2 separate regions of the Homo sapiens genome follow, and region 1 is linked to region 2. A link is an interaction called in ENCODE POLR2A ChIA-PET data of the cell type or tissue named here. Cell type or tissue: MCF 10A. All regions are shown on one strand.

Region 1 (2,500 bases), 71 kb after region 2:
AGCTGCATCCCACTCCTGGCTGAAACCTATTTTAGAGACAGGCCTGCATCAGGGACCCTGGGTAACGGAAAGTACCTTTTTCCTTGCAGGCCACAGAGATGCTGGTTCACAATGCCCAGAACCTCATGCAGTCTGTGAAGGAGACTGTGCGGGAAGCTGAAGCTGCTTCAATCAAAATTCGAACAGATGCTGGATTTACACTGCGCTGGGTTAGAAAGACTCCCTGGTACCAGTAGGCACCTGGCTGAGCCTGGCTGGCACAGAAACCTCTACTAAAAAGAAGGAAAATGATCTGAGTCCCAGGAGCTGCCCAGAGTTGCTGGGAGCTGAAAAATCACATCCTGGCCTGGCACATCAGAAAGGAATGGGGGCCTCTTCAAATTAGAAGACATTTATACTCTTTTTTCATGGACACTTTGAAATGTGTTTCTGTATAAAGCCTGTATTCTCAAACACAGTTACACTTGTGCACCCTCTATCCCAATAGGCAGACTGGGTTTCTAGCCCATGGACTTCACATAAGCTCAGAATCCAAGTGAACACTAGCCAGACACTCTGCTCTGCCCTTGTTCCCTAGGGGACACTTCCCTCTGTTTCTCTTTCCTTGGCTCCCATTCACTCTTCCAGAATCCCAAGACCCAGGGCCCAGGCAAATCAGTTACTAAGAAGAAAATTGCTGTGCCTCCCAAAATTGTTTTGAGCTTTCCATGTTGCTGCCAACCATACCTTCCTTCCCTGGGCTGTGCTACCTGGGTCCTTTTCAGAAGTGAGCTTTGCTGCTACAGGGGAAGGTGGCCTCTGTGGAGCCCCAGCATATGGGGGCCTGGATTCATTTCCTGCCCTTCCTCAGTTTAATCCTTCTAGTTTCCCACAATATAAAACTGTACTTCACTGTCAGGAAGAAATCACAGAATCATATGATTCTGCTTTTACCATGCCCCTGAGCAATGTCTGTGCTAGGGAAACTTCCCGTCCCATATCCTGCCTCAGCCCGCCAAGGTAGCCATCCCATGAACACACTGTGTCCTGGTGCTCTCTGCCACTGGAAGGGCAGAGTAGCCAGGGTGTGGCCCTGCCATCTTCCCAGCAGGGCCACTCCCGGCACTCCATGCTTAGTCACTGCCTGCAGAGGTCTGTGCTGAGGCCTTATCATTCATTCTTAGCTCTTAATTGTTCATTTTGAGCTGAAATGCTGCATTTTAATTTTAACCAAAACATGTCTCCTATCCTGGTTTTTGTAGCCTTCCTCCACATCCTTTCTAAACAAGATTTTAAAGACATGTAGGTGTTTGTTCATCTGTAACTCTAAAAGATCCTTTTTAAATTCAGTCCTAAGAAAGAGGAGTGCTTGTCCCCTAAGAGTGTTTAATGGCAAGGCAGCCCTGTCTGAAGGACACTTCCTGCCTAAGGGAGAGTGGTATTTGCAGACTAGAATTCTAGTGCTGCTGAAGATGAATCAATGGGAAATACTACTCCTGTAATTCCTACCTCCCTGCAACCAACTACAACCAAGCTCTCTGCATCTACTCCCAAGTATGGGGTTCAAGAGAGTAATGGGTTTCATATTTCTTATCACCACAGTAAGTTCCTACTAGGCAAAATGAGAGGGCAGTGTTTCCTTTTTGGTACTTATTACTGCTAAGTATTTCCCAGCACATGAAACCTTATTTTTTCCCAAAGCCAGAACCAGATGAGTAAAGGAGTAAGAACCTTGCCTGAACATCCTTCCTTCCCACCCATCGCTGTGTGTTAGTTCCCAACATCGAATGTGTACAACTTAAGTTGGTCCTTTACACTCAGGCTTTCACTATTTCCTTTATAATGAGGATGATTATTTTCAAGGCCCTCAGCATATTTGTATAGTTGCTTGCCTGATATAAATGCAATATTAATGCCTTTAAAGTATGAATCTATGCCAAAGATCACTTGTTGTTTTACTAAAGAAAGATTACTTAGAGGAAATAAGAAAAATCATGTTTGCTCTCCCGGTTCTTCCAGTGGTTTGAGACACTGGTTTACACTTTATGCCGGATGTGCTTTTCTCCAATATCAGTGCTCGAGACACAGTGAAGCAAATTAAAAAAAAAAAAAAAAAAAATCCCTGAATGATGATTAGAGACATCACCGCTAAAAAACTACATTTATAAGCTAGGATTTGTTATATGCAAATATTTTCTGCCTCTTCTTTTGTTCTGTTTAAAACAATAAAATGCATTTGTATAAAAAATGCTTTAAATGATGGATATGTTACTTTAGCAAGAACTTTTAGGTCAGGTTTCTCCTTTGTTTTGATGAATAGTCAATGAAACTAATCCTCAAGATCTGGAAACTAAAGATTTTTATTTAATCCAAATGTTGCACTGGAAGAAGAAATCAACAGTGGTATATTTACTTAACAAGGATGTGTGTAATACAAGACAACCCTGGGGATTACACACTTGAAGGAATGGAAGTGGCAAAGGTTAACAGGCAGAAAGCAGCTGGATGAAACAGTTTATTT
Region 2 (2,500 bases):
ATTCTAGTCTATGAATATGATTTGATTGGTAAGTGGATTTTGTCAGGAAACTTATTTTTGCTTATCCCCAGAGACATATTCTGAAATATGCTATGTGCTTTCACAGACTTCTTTGGGGACTTAGAAAAATTAAAAATGAGCACACCCTAGTTGTGATAAAAATTTCAAAAAATTTGGTCACTTTAAAACAAAATAAAACTTTACTGATCACCCTGTGTGGTAACTAGGGCATCAACCCCTTACTCTAATAATTGGTAATTTAAAGGAAATTAAGCATTTATCTTGCCTTTCCTGTACAAAATTTTTAGAGTAGCCCAATAGCCCTAGTTGTAAGGTGAATTCTAACCAATAAATGTGGAAGACATGACAGAATTAAAAAATCATTGATCGCTGGGCATGGTGGCTCACGCCTGTAATCCCAGCACTTTGGGAGGCCGAGGTGGGAGGATTGCTTAAGCCCAGGAGGTCGAGGCTGCAGTGAGCTGTCATTATGCCACTGCACTCCAGCCTGGGTGACAGAGTGAGACCCTGTGTAAAACAAAACAAAATAAAACAAACCGTGATGGATTTTTATGTTTGCTTTTCTTGTTTTTCTATAGAATGCAAAATGAAGCAGAAAATAGTAGATGCCTTGACTTGGAAAAGACAGGGACAGAGAAGGGGGAAACAGATGGAAGCAATTAATGACATCCTTGGAACTATTGAGTAGGACATTCTTTTGAGCTGCTTGGTTGATGTTTAGAAATTTCTAGGGCATGACCGACTGAAACTTCCTCTGTAGTCTACTTTTGCAAGGACTTCTCAAGTGACTGCTTAAGCAACACTAAAGGCTAAAATATTTAAACATTTATTGTTAGATCAGTCTGTACTCCTAGAATGTTAAGATGTCAAGGCTAGAGAAAACAGAAGATACTTGGCCTGTAGATAGATTTATACCTAAGCTATCTGATATATATTTAAAGATTTTTCAGGGAAAGATATGATACTTTTAGGATTTGGGGATCTCAAGATCCTATCATAGGCTATTTGTGTGATTGGCAATTAGGGCATATGGAAAAATGGGTTTAATACATTTAAAATGATACAATTGTCGATGAGGAACTTCCAGTGCTCAGGCAATTCCTTACTGTAAAAGTGAGAGCCATTTTAATATAGAACAAGATTTGCATGGTCACAGCCTTTCTCTTGGGTGGAGCTAAAGTTATTTGATCCCTGGCTGCACTGGCAGATAGAGCTCACAATTTACTAATTTTACCCAAGACTGCAATAATAGCCACAGTGTTGCATAAGAGGTGTAGGGTTGCATGGTGATTGCCATCGAAACTGCCCAGATTGTCATAAACTTCAGGAGTGCAGCAGCTATGCTGTATTGTTAAAATGTTGGTTAGACTAACCTTATAACCCTATAAGAAATCATTTGTTCCTGGCTGGGTGCGCTAGCTCACGCCTATAATCCCAGCACTTTGGGAGGCTGAGGCAGGTGGATCACTTGAGGTCAAGAGTTCAAAACCAGCCTGGCCAACATGGTGAAACCCCATCTCTACTAAAAATTCAAAACTAGCCGGGCGTGGTGGCACATACCTGTAATCCCAGCTACTTGGGAGGCTGAGGTAGGAGAATCACTTGAACCCAGGTGGTGGAGGTTGCAGTGAGCCGAGATCATGCCATGCATTCCAGCCTGGGCAAGAGCGAAACTCTGTCTCAAAAAAAAAAAAAAAAGAAAAGAAATCATTTGTTCCTTTTGAGACTGTCAGCAGGGGAGTCAGCTACTGTACTCCATGTTTACATTTTGTATCACTGTCAGTTGTCATTTTCTTCTTCGTCATCATCATCATCAGACTGCTGTGGCAGTAATGTTTTATATATAATTGATTAATGGGCTAGACATGCTCCTTGGTTAATTATTTACTGATTGCCTTCTATGTGCCTAGCATGCTGAGTGCTGTTTATAGAATAGTAGTTCCTACCAGTGTGTAATGAATAGTCACTTGTGAGATATATTGCAAATAATATATTAACAGTAATAAAGTGCCAGAGGATACTAATGCTTTGCTTTAAAAGAAAAAATTAATTGAGAGGTCAGGCGTGGTGGCTCATGCCTGTAATCCCAGCACTTTGGGAGGCCGAGGCGGGGGGATTGTGAGGTCAGGAGATCGAGACCACGGTGAAACCCCGTCTCTACTAAAAATACAAAAAATTAGCCGGACGTGGTGGCAGGCACCAGTAGTCCCAGCTACTCAGGAGGCTGAGGCAGGAGAATGCGTGAACCCAGGAGGCGGAGTTTGCAGTGAGCTGAGATTGCGCCACTGCACTCCAGCCTGGGCGACAGAGCGAGACTCCATCTCAAAAAAACAAACAAACAAACAAACAAACAAAAACTTAATTGAGCATATTTAAGTTCACGTGTATAATAATATCCCTCTCATTCCTTCTCATTATGTTTTTTTTTAAACTTTCATTGAAGTATAATATGCTTGTTATTATGTTTTCTTTAATGGGA

What was found. Peaks named below come from ENCODE experiments on the same cell type or tissue, not always from the same donor. Only the 100,000 strongest peaks of a DNase experiment are listed, where the experiment ranks them.
Region 1: POLR2A ChIA-PET joins it to region 2 with 6 read pairs; 4 of 35 experiments call an interaction of 5 or more read pairs at or near these places.

The regions. Positions count from the first base shown.
Region 1 is chr10:74,117,934-74,120,433 of GRCh38, forward strand. VCL (vinculin) reads left to right here. Exons shown (of 22, transcript NM_014000.3): 22 at 90-2,236. The coding sequence ends at 236. It overlaps AP3M1 (adaptor related protein complex 3 subunit mu 1), which reads right to left. Exons shown (of 9, transcript NM_012095.6): 9 at 2,322-2,500. Among named protein-coding and RNA genes, the nearest start is that of AP3M1, 32 kb to the right of the region's middle. In MCF 10A, no CTCF peak of the experiment used is centred here; a DNase peak (open chromatin) is centred at 1,068.
Region 2 is chr10:74,046,762-74,049,261 of GRCh38, forward strand. All of the region lies in intron 2 of VCL (vinculin), which reads left to right. Among named protein-coding and RNA genes, the nearest start is that of VCL, 50 kb to the left of the region's middle. In MCF 10A, no CTCF peak of the experiment used is centred here; a DNase peak (open chromatin) is centred at 1,270.